3 separate regions of the Mus musculus genome follow, and all the other regions are linked to region 2. The links are chromatin loops, found by intact Hi-C in ENCODE. Cell type or tissue: gastrocnemius. All regions are shown on one strand. Region 1 holds the start of Adss (adenylosuccinate synthetase, non muscle). Region 2 has its middle 26 kb from the start of 1700016C15Rik. Region 3 overlaps Akt3 (thymoma viral proto-oncogene 3).

Region 1 (5,000 bases), 94 kb before region 2:
GGGAGTTTCTGAGACTTCCTTTATCTGAATGCAATGAATCTGAGATTCTTCACTTTAGCCTCAGGCAGATCCTTCAGACAAAGGCAAAAAGTAGCCACATTCTTGACCAAAATACCACAAAACAGTCTCTAGTCCACATATTGAAATTCTTACTGAAACCTCTTGGGCCAGGTCTGCACAATTCAATTCATTCTCAGTAACAAAATCTTCCATATTCCTACTAGGATGTTCCATTAAGCTCCATTTAAAGCATCCCACTGCTTTCCAAATCCTAAGTCCCAAAATCCACATTCTTCCAAACAAAAGCATGGTCAGGCCTATCACAATAATACCTGACTCCTGGTAGCAACCTCTGTCTTAGTTTGGGTTTTACTGCTGTGAACAGACCACTCCCAGGGCCCAGCATATACAAACCATCACAGAGTAGGTGGGCAGGGGTGTTGATATTCTGTCTAAACTCCACCTCATAGTTCTTGGCAGCAGCCAGGTAGGCTTGGCCCAGTATAAAAGGGGCTGCTTGGCCCCTTCTCTCTCTCTTACCCTTTTGCTCTCTTGCTTCTCTCTTGTCCCTTGTGCCCCTTCTCTCCAATTCCCTCCCCCTCCTCTCTCCACGTGGCTATGACCGGCCACTACGTCTCTACTCTCTCCTTCTCTCTGCCTCTCTCTGCCTCTACTACCCTCTTAAAACCCCCCCCCCCATGCCCTGAATAAACTCTATTCTATACTATAGTGGTGTGTGTCTGGTTCCTCAGGGGGAAGGGATGCCTCCACCTGGGCCCACTGAATAACCCCCTTCCTCCACACCCTGCCAGAACATATTCTTATAGCTCTTTCTCTTTTTTATGGTCACAACAAGGGGAATGTTGATAGGTTTCCTCTTTTGGCCCTCAAATTGGCCTTAGCAAGGACTCCCAAATGAGTAGTCAAGCATGTGGGATGATTAAGAAGTACTCTGGATGGCCAGGCACTATCAGGCTCTAGAGACTTGTGGCAAGAATCCAGAAAAACAAATGACCTCAGTTCTCTATTGCTGACTCCTGTGGTTTCAAGGCAGTTGGCATGGTTTAACCAAAGTGGAGAGACTTTTAAAATGGCTACCAAGGGGGGGGGGGGGAGAAGTCAGGACCAGGAGAACAGAAGTAGTAGATCACCGTTCATGTCCCAACTGGTGATCTTGATTCACTGTGTTACCTGTGCTCAGAGGTCTTAGTATAGCATAGATTCTCCGTACTTAATGATAAGACCAGTACTGGTACAGTAAGTACTCCTATTATAATCACACCTGAAACCCTGCCCACCATAGAATTCAAGCAGAGACTGGTCTGATTAGTATATGAGTAGGAGAACTATGCAATGTAAAACTGGACTTTATAGATGCTCGGTGATCAGGACACTGGGAGACAGCACACAGGATATGATTCTATGCCATATGGATTTGTTTGTAATGGTGAGTATTAAATCCTAGGTCTTACATGTGCTAGCAAGCAATGAGCTACATTCTTTATTATTAGTCTTTTTTCAAAGCAATTATTTCCTTTACCAAAATTTAATGTCACAGTTTGGGTTGCAGTGAGAACATTAGATCAGGGCTGGAGAGGCAGCTCAGTAGTTAGGAGCACGTGCTGCTCTTCCAGAGCATCTGGATTCCCTCTTTAGCACCTGTTGTCTCAGTGGTTCTCAACTTTCCTAATGCTGTGACCCTTTAATACAGTTCCTCAGGTTGTGGTTGCCCCATCCCCCAACTATACAATTACTTCACTGCTATTTTATAACTGTAATTTTGCTATTGTTGTGAATCATAATGTAAATACCTAACAGATATGACATCTGATATGCAGTCCCTGTGAAAGGGTTGATTGACTCCCTAAGGGGGTCTCAACTCATAGGTTGAGAACAGCTGTATTTTCAGATGTCTCACGACCACCTGTTGCTCTGACTCCCAGGGATCTGAGGCCCTCTGCTGGCCTTCAGACAGACAGACAGACACACAACATGGTATGTGACCTCTCACACACAAATAATATAAATAAGTAAATAAATACATAGATAAACCCACATTAGATAGACAATAGGCACACTCTGTAATCAGTTACAATTAAAACACTGAGAAGCACCTAGGCTTACTCAATCTGCAAACTGTCCAAAGTACCATTTTAACGCCCATGAGAGGAACTGATAAGCTATTTAAGAGTTCGAAGGTCTGGGGGGCGAATAACTCAGTGGTACAGTATTCGCATCAAATTACAAGGTTCTGAATTTGATCTCCAACACTTCAACAGAGAAAAAATGGGAGAAGAGAAATTGTTTTGTAGAACGAACGTATTTTACAAAATATTGTAAACTTTAAGGTTGTGGGGATCAAATAACCCAGGTACATTCGGATATGACATAGGCAATTGACTCATCTTTGTGCCCCAGATACTGTAAAAATGGGAAGAGTTAGGATGCTATCTCTAGATTTCATTTTTACTGCTTTTAGTTTGCACTTTTAGTCCCTTTTCAGTTCTAAATTTATTCGGCTCCACTCCAGCCTCCACATATTTTTAAATCCCAGTTTACATTTTGTAAGGGTATTTCATTCTTTAAGATACCCAAGTGTTTAGACACAGAAAACCAAATTGGCTTTTAGAGACCGAAACCAGCCAACCCTGACACTGTGGTGCCATGCCTTGGCCATCTCACAGAGCATTGCATGCTGGGAATTGTAGTTCCACACTCTTTCACCCCCTTCCCTACCGCGAGTTTGAAAGGCCAGAGGCTGGTGGGCGGGCACAGAGGGCGGAACTCTCCGTTAGCCCCGCCCCCTGGCCTCCGCTCTCGCGCGGTTCTCCCCGGAGCAGCGCGCCAAGCCGGGGATGGGGTGTGGCCTCCGCCCTGGGGTGGCGGCAGTTGAGGCCGTGGCGCCTGCGGGCCGCGCAGAGGCTTCGGCCTGCGCCAAGTGTGGTCCCGCCCTGAGCGGGCGGGCGGCGGAGCGCGGGGCGGGGCCTGGAGAGAGGGTGGCGGCCCTCGGGGCGGGGGCGGGGCCGGCCTCTGGCTCCTTCTTCCTCCGCATGTGGCTGGTGGCGGCGCAGCAGTTGGGTTCACGTTCCGTTCTCCTGCCCCGTCTCCTTAAGGCTCTTCTGCCCTGCCGGGAGCCATGTCGATCTCCGAGAGCAGCCCGGCGGCCACCTCCCTGCCCAACGGCGACTGTGGCCGCCCCAGGGCGCGGTCCGGAGGGAACCGGGTGACTGTGGTGCTGGGAGCGCAGTGGGGCGACGAGGGCAAAGGGAAGGTGGTGGATCTACTGGCGCAGGACGCCGACATCGTGTGCCGCTGCCAGGTGAGGGAAGCCGGGCCCTTTCTGGGACGGCCGGCGCGGTGAGGTGTCACCTTGAGGTGCGTCCCTCGGGCTGGGAGCTGCGGGGAACCCCTGCCCTGGAGTCTCCGGTGACGCTCCGGGTGACTCTGGAGGAACCTGGAAGATGCGCGATGTTGGAGCTGCATTTCGGGGTCTGGGGACTGGGCTGGCGGTGCGCCGCGGGCAGAGTTGAGGGAGCTTCCGCCCGAGGCCTGCTCGGGACTCTGGCTAGACCCGGCCAGGCCCACCCGCCGGCGCGGACTAGGAAGGGTCCTTTTCCCCAATTTCCCTGAAATCGAGATTCAGCACTGCATTACCTACAGGCTTAGGCACGCAGAACCTCGCCTCCATCGGTCCACTTTGTTGATAGCAGAATCCGCTACGGGGCGATGAGACTGTTTGGGGCCCTCCGGTGCTTTTGTTTGTTTTTTGTTTTTAACTCGTATTTCATAGACTACTATTAAGGGGAGATCTGTTTTTATTACTCACCGGTCCTTAAGGAATCCCCAGTAAGTTGAAAAGTGAGTGTGAGGCAACTAAATACGGAGATTTCAAGTCGGATAATTTAGAAATGTTTACAATGCTTCGGTAATATAAAAAGTTGACTTTCAGGAAATCCAGTGTTTCCTACCCGGAGACACGTGGGTTTTAGTGTTAGTTTTTTTTTTTTTTTTTTTTTTTTTTCTTATTAGTCATTTGCTTTGAAGCAGCCTAGAGGGTAGGCCTTTGAAAAAGGCTCTCAGAAAACTATCATCCCCGTTTCAGAATTCAAAATAAATGAGCAGTTCCCACATTCAAAACAAGGTGCAGTGTTGGAAGTTAATGGTGGCGTATTTAGATTGTAAGAATTTTTTTCTCCCTGAAGGTACATGGTTTTGTGTGGGGGTGCCTTGTGGTCTAGGCTAATCGTGGAAAGCTTTTTTACCTAAAATTGAAACGTATGAAGAAACCGGCCTGTAAAAGGCCAGGTGCTTTGACTTGGGTCATCTTTTTACTGTGTGTGGAGCCCTATTGCTCCAACTGCCGCTTTACCACCATTCTTCAATTCACAGGGTTCTTTCACAGGTTCTTTCTCTTCCAGCAGCTTGTCTGGCAACATGCATATTTAATGGTGCTCTCACAGGTGTTGGCCTGGAATCTGACTCGCCTAGGAGGTGATCCAAAGCCCAGCCTTCACCTTTCACTTTTAAAATCAGATCTGGTAGCTGGGCTGAAGATTTAGCAAAGCGCCTAAACTCTTGCGGGGCAGAAGGATGGACTTGAGGACTGCTTGCTTTTTTACTTGAAAATGTGCACAGGTCCAGCTGCGTCGAGGAGTAGTGTGTGGTTGTACAAAGCCGTTGTGGCACTTCTCTAAAAGGGTTTCAAAATAATAGACCTTTAAAAAGTTATAGAATCAGTTTGTAGACTGTCGGTGTTACTATGTTACCAAGAAAGTGTTCTTGAGGGAGGTCATGTATCAGTCTGATCTGATGACTCTGGAATCCCCAGAGGAAAGATTGAGGAGGAGGCCAGCCGAGAAGTAAATGGTCAGACTTCTCACTCTTATAAACTCCTTACTACTTACATAGTCCTTACATTTTGTTCTTGTGTGCTTTAGAATTTTTACTAATCTCATTAGCTGTAAGAAGGTAAAGAATAGACTTTAAGCATCTATCTTCCT
Region 2 (5,000 bases):
CAGTGGGAGGAAATGCAGTAGCAGAGAGAGGAAGTGCATTAGGCCCTAGGGAAACGTGGCCTGGACTGGGAATTAAGGTGATGGGATTTGGTGACTGTTGGACCAGACAATTGATGCCGTTGCACAAATTCCAAGCTCGGTGTGAAAGCCAGGGCTGGATAAAAGGAATTCCCATTTGTAGTAGCTAGAAAGCAGACAAAGTTTGGGGTAAAGCTCATTTTACCTAAAATGAGAATTCTTAAAGGAGTTGAGCTCTCAACCTGGGTAGGTGAGCCATTCCCTGGTCTAGGCTCTGGCTATGTAAGGATGGAATCTGGAGATGAGCACATGGGACTTCAAAATCCCAATTCCCTGCAACTTCCTAAGACAGAAAAATCAACTCTCTACGTTAGCAGTTAGCATCTACCTGCTGGTTAAGAAGATACTGCAGTAGCCATGTTTCTGAAGACAACAGGCACCTTAGTCAGGAACTGCCCTCTTCTGCCCCCTTGAGCATTAGGCAGATAATTACATACTATAGCTCAAGGGGGAAGAGCTGGACCTTCAGAGAAAGAGAAGGGGCTACATAGCCTCTAAGGAGTTGTGAGATCAAGCCAACGTCATCTTTCAAGAGCCAGCACAGTGCAGGTAGGCCTGGGGTGAGGGAATAAATCATAGAGTGGGGTAGGTCAGTGGTGGGGGCTGTGCTGATTATATATTTTTTTCTTAATTTTAAGGGGTTTAGTGGCTTTAATTCTCTGTCTTTCTCTCGGTCTCTGTCTCTTGTGGTTTTGGTCCTAATGAGCTATTTCATGTCTTGCATTTTTCTGTGTGTATGTACATTTTGTATGCGCACGTGTGTAGTATGTGTGTGTGTGTCCACATACACGTGAGCATATGGAGACTAGAGGTACAATAGCAAGTGTCTTACTCTCTCTCTCTCTCTCTCTCTCTCTCTCTCTCTCTCTCTCTCTCACTGTAGAATCACTTACTGAACTTAGAGCTCACTGAACCTAGAGTTCACTGATTTGCCTACCACGCTCCAGGGCTCCTCCTGCCTCCCACTGCTCTCTGAGCTGGGATTACAGGTTTGCACTGCTACACCCGATTTATAACATGGGGGATGGGGATTGGCTTTTACTTGGATGCTGGGTATCTGAACTCAGGTCTCTAAGTTTGTGTTGCAGGGACTTTACTGACTAAGCCATCTCCTCAGTCCCCTCCCCCCTGTATTCTCCATGATCTGTCCTTTGAAGCTTTAACCTGCAGAGAGTACAGAGGAAGCTAATGTTTAGAGACAGTGAAGCTCCCTGGTAGCACAGCCTTGATGCCTAAATCAGCCAATCCAGAGCCCTGAACCATCTCCTTTATCACACCTTAACACATCAGGTCAGTGTGCCCTAAACCATCCCAGGCCACAGGAATTGGACAGCTAGGAATCACCCATACAACCCAGAGCCTGCTGATGCCATTGCCACTATTCAGTCCTAAGCTGTCCCTGCCCTCTCCTGTTCCTGCCAGAGAACAGACCCAGTCAAACACCTCTCCCTTTACCCCACTGCTTCCTGTTTCTTGAATCTGTCACAAGAAATTTCTTAGTGATAATTGTTTCCAAGCTTGCTCTCTCACCGACTCATAGGAATCCTGGTGTTTTGTTTTGTTTTGTTTTTTTCTATCTGAACACTCCCCTGGGTTATGATTGGGTACTCTGGGTGAGAACCCCAGGAGAAAGAGAGGGTGCATTGCTACTGAGGCTCTGAGAGGCAGAGAAAGCAGCATCCTATGGAGACAGGATGTGCAGGACCCAGAGGAAAAGATCAGAAATGTATACAGTCCAGAAGGCTGGAAAATGTGCAGCTGCCCTGCAAGTCTGCAGGGATCAAACCCCAGTCTGAAGGAAGGGCCTGGTTTAAAAAGACCCACCTATGTGTCAAAGTAGGGTTTTACACCTGTCTCCTGGAGATCTTCTATCTGCATGCTGTACTGTGCTTTTACTGGGTATTATCCAAGAAGGCTTGGAAATCTATAGCATGAATACAGTGTGTTTTTCATTTGGAATCTTATAGATGTATTACACATATTGCTCCTTAGCCCTGTAGAGTGTGCCAGCGGTCATATTCTTCCACCTTTAAGGGGGTTCTGGGGACTGAACTTAGTCAGGCTTGTGCCACAAGCACCTTCACCTGCTGAGTCATCTATCCATCTTTGAAAACTTTCTTAAGAAAGTGTTAGTCATTAGGAAGGAAGCAGAACTAATGGTAAACTTTCCATGACTCAGTGACTCAGGGAAAACTGCTCAGCGTACTCCATTTTTGGAAGGAGAGAGAAACAAATTATGTAATATTACAACAATGAATACTTAAATCCTGTTCTCTAGCGGCTGCTGGCAGAAGTGACTGGGGACTCAGAGGAAGGCCAAAGCCATCCTCATAGAGGTTTCTATTTTCCCTATTCATTTGCTCCTTGGAGTATTGTGAATCCCAGGGCCATTAGGGGAAAACCTGTGCAGACCAGCAGGGCAGGCTCTGACAATCCCAAGACAATCTCTCTCTCTCTCTCTCTCTCTCTCTCTCTCTCTCTCTCTCTCTCTCTCTCTCTCTCTCTCTCCTCTCTCTCGTCCCTGTGTCAAATGCATCCCTTTGTCTCCGAGTCATCTTTCCTTACAGAGCTACTGACTCTCAAGTCTGTTGTAGACTGTTGTAGCCACAGATTCGATGGCTGGATGAGAGACAGGGATGCCTCCTGCTCGTCCTGGAAATTTCATTACTGACTTGTCTGGCTCCCAAGGGAGGGCTTTCAAGCAAGCTTGGGCTGGTCCAGAGTTTCTGAATTTGAGGCTGGTTGCCTCTAGGTGGCAGCAATGTCCCATTTTCTGCCGCCACTGCTGCTCGGATTCGTTTCTCTCCCACCCTGTTAATTTGAGAAACTAGTGCTCAAGGGACTCTTCCAAGAGATCTTTCTTCTGTGCCCAGGCAGACTCGAGGCTTCTTGTGGTTTGCTGCCCGAGTGGAGACCCACATTTTTCGGAGTCAGCAAAGGGTGGGAAGACAGGCTAGTTGGAAAGAGAAGAGATGGAGCGACTTAGGGAAGAACGGAAGCAAGTGAGGTGGTGGCGAGGAAGGAGCCCCTGCAGGCATCAGTCGCTGACATGGCCTTTGTAGAGGGGCCACTGCGGGTGGGAGCTGCAACGCCTCGCAGAAGCTCCTGGGCTCCCCTTGGTTCATTGCCCAGGGTATAAAACCACAGAGGGAAGCAAGGAGAACTTTACTCTCAATCATGACCTGACGCCAGGCTGCCACACAGGGGCTACTGTGGCTCATTGCAGTTCTTAGATGGCTTCAGGGACAGAGCATAGAACTCTGTGTGACCCTGTGAAAGCCCCCTTCTCACAGGATCCCTTGGAACTTGGAGAGGATTTAGTAAAGTCTTATCCTCCATGCAAGATGTCAGACTAAGGGGGGAACAGGGTCGGTTGGGCTGTCGTCTGCCCCTGCATGCTGAAGATGTGGTAGCCATCTTCCTTAGCATTTTGGGAAGTTTCACTATCAAACGAACTCAAGACCTTAGTAAAACTGGGCTTGCCTAACACTTGTCACTTTAAGATTAGGAAATAGCTTTCTTATTACTTGCAACAATTACTTATTCACCCTGCCCCTTTTTCCTATTTCTAAGAGTAATGTCTCAATGTGTAGGCTAAGATGAGCAGCCGGTCCCCTGTCTCCATCCCTAAGCTGGGGTATTCAGTCCTGTCTCATGTCACACCCCTGTATACTGTATATCATATGCCCTCATGATTCCGATGCTGCCCACATAAGGATGTCCCCTCCAAAGCTCATGTCTAAATTTGGGTCCCTGTGTGACAGGCCTGAGGTGGTGATGTCATCAGTGGTTAGGGAACAGGAGGCATGTATATGTCTATGTTGTTGCTTGCAGCAGCCATGGTGTTCTTTTTCACACAGAGCCTCACTGTAGAGCCTTGACTGACTTGAAGCTTTCTGTGTATACCAGGCGGGCCTTGAATTTACAGTCATCTCCTGCTTCTGCCTCCTGAGGGCTGGGATTTGAGGAGTGAGCCACCACGTCCTGCCGCCAGGCCTCCGGAGTTCTTTTCAGAGCTCTGCACACAGGTGAGGCAGTACTATTGATTTCGCTGTAAAAAAGATTTCATGCAGAGCAGATATGTCTCCGAGCTGGGGTTTATAAGAGGAGGAAAGTATATGGCCCACTGGAATGTGAGTGTCTCAAGAGGGCGCTCGGGGGTGGGGGGGATAAAAGCTGGAGTGTAAATAGATAGATAGATAGATAGATAGATAGATAGATAGATAGATAGATAGATAAATGGAGCTCAGTTTTACTTTACAACGGCCATATCCAGAGTTTTGGTGGGTAGTGAGTTCCTGGAGGACATGAACAAGATTACAGCTGACAGGGTGACACCCTGAGTCCCAGGCTTGCATGGAAAATGAAGATGCTCTCACTGTTAGCAAAAGTTACTGGTTTGTGAGATTCTCAGGAAACCTCTGGGAAAGGAGAAACGTCATACTAAGGTCATAGGTTCTCAGCCTTAAGCATGGTTTATTGCTACCTTAACATCCTTATTTGAGTAACTGTATAGAAAACAGCTTTATTGTCTATATCTATATAAAAGAAGTAGCAGGAGCTGTAGAGGTGGCTCAGCAGTTAAGGTTTCCTGCTGCTCTTAGAGTTTGGTTCCTAGCACCTCTGTTGTGTGAGTCTCGACGACCTCCTGAGCACTAGGGTTACAGGTGGACTCTGGGACCCAAACTCCAGTGTTTTGTCCTCCAGTCCCCATGCTAAAAGTCTCCATTCTCAGGGACTGGAGGCTTCAACAGACCCCAGAGTCCTGAGACATGTTCTTTCCCCATGCTCTCGTCTACCCTGGGGTTCCCTTCTGAGGTGATAGGTCAAGAGGGATCAATGGACCTCTCATGGCACTAGATCAGTCACCACCGGCAGATACTCAGGCAGCAAACTGTGCCTGTGTTTGTCCCTTTGGTGAG
Region 3 (5,000 bases), 510 kb after region 2:
AGATCTATCACTTTATGAAATTTAGATAAGGAATGTGGGTAGTGTAAAATTTCTGTAACATTTATAGTATCGATCACAAGAAAGTCTTACTTAGTGTCATCAAATAAAAAGACTGTTCATTTCAGTGTCAAAGCTGTTTAGAAAGCACAGTTCATGGTTACCAAAGTTGAATTGTTGTTTCAGAACCTTTAAAATGTCTGTGTCATAACACTTTACCTCTCATTGCATAAATGCTCAATTTTAGATGTATTCAGTTATTTATGTTTTTATATTTTCCAGATCTGTTAATAATGTGTCAACCAGTGATTATTGGTATTGTACCTAAGGTAAAAGATATCTTCAGTCATGTTAAATCTTTTAAAAAACATCCAAAAAGTTTTTTTTTTCAGACCTATACACAGTACCAAGTCATCTCAACTGTGATAGGCTAAGCAGACACCTGTCTTCACTGGAGTTAGTGAAGGGTTGGTTGGGTGAATTGTAGATTGACTAATCAAAGTCAGTTTATTACGTAATACTAGAGCTGAAGTTTCTGGGGCCACATAACCTCTGGAGATTCCATAAAACAGCTTTGTTACTGCTTGAGCTGTTTCCTTGTCCTTGTCTCTACTCTATAGAGAGTAGTGTGTTCAAAGTCAGGATTTTCAAGGAATAGCAAGATTTGGAAAATAAGGACAGTAGGCTTGCTCTGCTTCTGAAATACTATGCGTGTATAGGAGAGTTTGGGGAAGGTAATAAGAGGACTAAGAAGTTTGCAGACTATAAATTTGGGCTAAATGGATAGGGAAATTAAGTGTCACGCGCTAAATGAGCTACTTTCTTTAAAAAAGGCATCACCTGTAGTTTACTAAAGTATGTATGGATACTATATTTGATTCAGGCTATGTAAGGAGAAGGCAGAGGAGTCTTTTTTTGTTTCTTGTTTTTTTTTTGTTTTTCGAGACAGGGTTTCTCTGTATAGCCCTGGCTGTCCTGGAACTCACTTTGTAGACCAGGCTGGCCTCGAACTCAGAGATCCACTTGCCTCTGCCTCCTGAGTGCTGGGATTAAAGGCGTGCGCCACCACGCCTGGCTAAGGCAGAGGAGTCTTAAAGGAGCTAGAAAGAACAGGAACAATTACTGTGCACTTTCAAAGCCAAGAGAGAAAGAAAACATCTCAATTTGAGAAGAGTGTAAAGAGAACACTAATGATAAGTTTATTGGTAACTTCTAACCAATCATTGTCAATTAAATTGTAGTGATAAAAAGAAAATTGTCAGTGATTCAAGAAAGAAGGAGTATTAAAGAAATGGTAAAAGCATAGATTCATCTTTGCACTGATTTTGGTAAGAGGAAAGAAAGTAGATTGCAGTAGTTCAGAGAGATTTTTTGAGGTGGAAACATGTTGAACATGTTCATAGATTATGGAGCAGGCATCCAGATACAGAGGGAAATTTTGAATATTCAAGAAAAAAAGATACAAGTAAATTTAGAGAAAGAAAAAAAAAAAAACTGGATACCTGAAAGGGCGCTAGCTCTTGAAATGGCCTTTGATCTAGGCAAAGATGTATTCTGAATAGGCTTTCAAACAGTGAGCTGAGACCTTGAACCTTGACGTTACCTACATTTATTTATAAACATTGCCCTTGTTTCCTAATAGTTAAGGAGGATGAAGTATGGGGGAGAAGATAATAATTGTATTGTGTCAACTAGAAATGATAAACAATTTACCAGAGTTGCATGAATTACAGTAGACTCATTTGGCTTAGGTTTCATGACTTAATAGAGTTACCTTCAGAAGAAATATACAGAAAATAGTTTATGAAATAGGGCAGAGAATGATAAAATGTGTACAGTGAAAGAAAAGGTAAATTATAAAATATGGGTTGATCCTAGATTCTGTACAGAACTAGATAAATGGAAAAAAACATAAAGCTTGAAAAAATAAAGAGAAAACAGAATACTAGAGGTGTTGAGAAAATGAAGCAGAAGTTTAGAATTCATGAAGAAATAGGAATGCTTAAAATATCAAAGTAGAATACATAATGAACAACATTGCTCTATCTGCAAGTAATGTACTACCAGTTGCCAATTTACCACTAGATGTCACTCTGACTCATATGGTTAAGTGCAGCCTGGACTTAAGAGGCAGGGTGTTGAAAATCAGACAAGTACAGTGTGCGCAGATACCCCTGGTGGCCTGTAAGGACTGTTCTACTCAGTTTCTCATGCGGGCGTTTTAGTCAAACAGCTGCTTTGGAGAGGATAGTGTCTTTATAACAAAGCAAACCATTAAATCTGGATATTTTGTATGATTAAATGCTGTCTTTATGTTGATTTTTTTTTTGTTTTACTGTGTTAATCACATTAATTTTTTTGACCTGTGTACTTTAAAAAGTTTAAAATTATGCATGAAAATCTATAAAGATATTTTCTCTCAATATTTAATTATTTGTTTGCTAAATTTTTTATGGTTTTACATGGAGTAATAGCTGTTTATTGGTACTAACAAAAGTGTTTATTTGTAAGTGGTCATGATTAAGCATGTTGACACTAAGCCTGCAAATGTAAAACTTGAATTCTCTCAATTTTCTAGTAGAACAAACACTAATAAAACTAAAGGAGTGATGTTTAGAAAGTATGTCAGATTTGTCACCTACCCACAACTTTTTTCAGCTGCTTCTTTCAAAGTCTCGAACTATTTGGAAAGCTTTGCAATATGATTATTTTCAAATATAAAAATACACAAAAGCAAGTATTAATATATCTCCAGAATAACAGTATTCAGGTACACTATGTAGATTATAAAATACATTTATGTTGTTCTTTTCTGCTTATTAATATTTTCCCTTTGATAGAGAGTAGTTATAAAATTATTTTACACTACTAGAATTGCTGAATTGCAGAGTATATGGTAGAAAATAAACTGTCACAGGTTTTTGCCTGTGATTTACCTAATGATATATTTCATTGTTTCCTTACAGTCCTCTTTTTATTGGTAAGATATCACAGTTACGTAAGAAATTGTGATCTGTTACTATATTAAATAATTTTTAGGTGTGTTAGCAAAACAACATTCCTTGTTGTAAGTAAGGCATCTTATACTATCTCTCTTAAGTTTTAGTAGGTTTAGTTTATCAGGAAAGCCCTTTGCACAAGTACAGACTCTGTGGCAGAGATTGGTAAGACACAAGGAAAGAAAAACATACCTTCTTTAGAGTAACTGAGCTGAAAATAGACTGAAGATACCTTTGATATTCAACATAAAATTGCTTATTATACTCGCTGATTAGGAACTTAATTGTAAATTGTGTGTTAGGACAAAATTCTAGGTACTAGTTTAGTATTGTGCTCTATGGAGATATCCTCCTTTAAGCTCTTCATTTTCTCTGGGTTGGTGGAGATGATTTTGCCTTTGGGACTGACTGTGAGCTTGCTGCACTGGTTGAGCTATGAGAGTGTAATGGTAAAGCAACAGGACAAAAGCCAGTTGAACTTTCCCACCAGCGCTCTGAATTCTGCTTCTGTAAAATTGTGTTGAAGCAGTCATTATGAAATCTATGATTCTGATTTTAAAAGAGCATTTTCTATATCAATACTCAGTATTGGTAAATAAGATGTGAAAGTGCTTTTTAAATTAACTCTTGAAATTATTCTAATATCTTTTTAGCCTTAAATTCATCTTGCCATGTAACTTTCAAAATGACGTTTTTGTTATTGTTTTTTTTTTTAACAAGGAAAAAGTATTCGTTTTATTTCTTTAGAATTTTACAGTTAAACTATTATATCTTCCTTTTTACAGTATTTGTCCTTGTTGTGCCAGGAGCAGTGAGTTAGATAGTACTAGCTGTCTATGTCCTCTGTCTCTCATCTCTAAGGGCTTTCACCTTTATTAGGAACAAATCTAGATTTCTTTTTGTTGTTTGTTTGTTTGTTTGCTTGCTTGCTTGCTTGCTTGCTTGAAATGGCTTCCTGGGAATGTAAAAACCCCTTTGACATTATTATTTAGGGCCTCCTATCCTCCCAGTGCACTTATAGTCTTAACACAAAAACTTTGCAGCTGGTGAACTCCCGAAGCCCCTTTTGATGATTGTTGTTTAACTCAGCATGGCAGCTTGCTATAGTTCCTGTCCTATACTGGCTCACTTCACCTCATGTTCAGACTCCTCATGACAAAGAAGTCTCCAGAGGTAAAACACAGGGCGAGATTTCAGATGCTGCTTTGTCACTGTTCTCTGGCTCATTTTCACTTTAACATTAAGCATATTCACAAAGTTTACTGACACAGTCAAGGGAAAGAGCACCCTCTCCACTGTTCTGATAAACTTCTCATATTTTTACAAAACCAAATCAAACTGTTGACAGTCCAAAAAAAAAAAATCAAATATGCAGAAATGGTATGGTACCTCATCTTCATGGAGAGTATGCTAGTAGTTTACTATAAACCCAAGCCAGAGGTTCAACCCACACTTCTGCCTCTGACCTACTACTTCAAATTTTGGAATTTTTCGTCTCTTATACTTCGTTCTCTATGAATAAAAGTGAGAATATGTCTAATACAGATAATAGAAATTATTGACCTAGTAACTTAACAAACTGGTTGACAAGTTTTCTTTGAATTTATTTATTTTAACTTTAGTTCTTTTTAAAAATCAAATATAGGTTTGCTTTAGTCTTACTTACATGAAAACTATTTCTCAAGATAAACATGTTTATTGAAATCTAAATATGGAATCCATTTTCATTTATCAGCTAAGTAGGATATGATATAATTGGTGCTGCATGCTTGCTTAATATAATAGCTACATCTTGATTTAATTGAATTTAAAATTAAAAACACAATATAGTACATTTTTTGTATGGTAAAACTTGCATTTTTAGAGCCAAAGGTTAAACGGACAGAAGACTCTCTAAAAAAGAATAATTCTCATTCTAGAGTTTTGAGGTACTAATATTCCCCATTACCAGCTAGTTTTGTGACCCTGGAAGAATACTTATCTGTTGTTTGCTTTCTAAAATGA

The links. Hi-C counts contacts between places; a loop is a spot of excess contacts. Peaks named below come from ENCODE experiments on the same cell type or tissue, not always from the same donor. Only the 100,000 strongest peaks of a DNase experiment are listed, where the experiment ranks them.
Region 1: it touches region 2 in a loop (4-fold over the local background); 5 of 42 quality-filtered maps call a loop at or near these places.
Region 3: it touches region 2 in a loop (5-fold over the local background); 7 of 42 quality-filtered maps call a loop at or near these places.

Annotation. Positions count from the first base shown.
Region 1 is chr1:177,794,531-177,799,530 of GRCm38, reverse strand. It overlaps Adss (adenylosuccinate synthetase, non muscle), which reads left to right and starts at 3,022. Exons shown (of 13, transcript NM_007422.3): 1 at 3,022-3,319. The coding sequence starts at 3,137. In gastrocnemius, a CTCF peak has its summit at 1,977 (motif pointing left); DNase peaks (open chromatin) are centred at 1,953, 2,838 and 3,483; H3K4me3 peaks cover 2,703 bases; H3K27ac peaks cover 2,986 bases.
Region 2 is chr1:177,700,869-177,705,868 of GRCm38, reverse strand. No RefSeq gene overlaps it. Among named protein-coding and RNA genes, the nearest start is that of 1700016C15Rik, 26 kb to the left of the region's middle. In gastrocnemius, CTCF peaks have their summits at 488 (motif pointing left) and 2,821 (motif pointing right); DNase peaks (open chromatin) are centred at 2,830 and 3,191; H3K4me3 peaks cover 813 bases; H3K27ac peaks cover 386 bases.
Region 3 is chr1:177,186,064-177,191,063 of GRCm38, reverse strand. All of the region lies in intron 1 of Akt3 (thymoma viral proto-oncogene 3), which reads left to right. Among named protein-coding and RNA genes, the nearest start is that of Akt3, 60 kb to the left of the region's middle. In gastrocnemius, a CTCF peak has its summit at 2,077 (motif pointing right); a DNase peak (open chromatin) is centred at 2,155.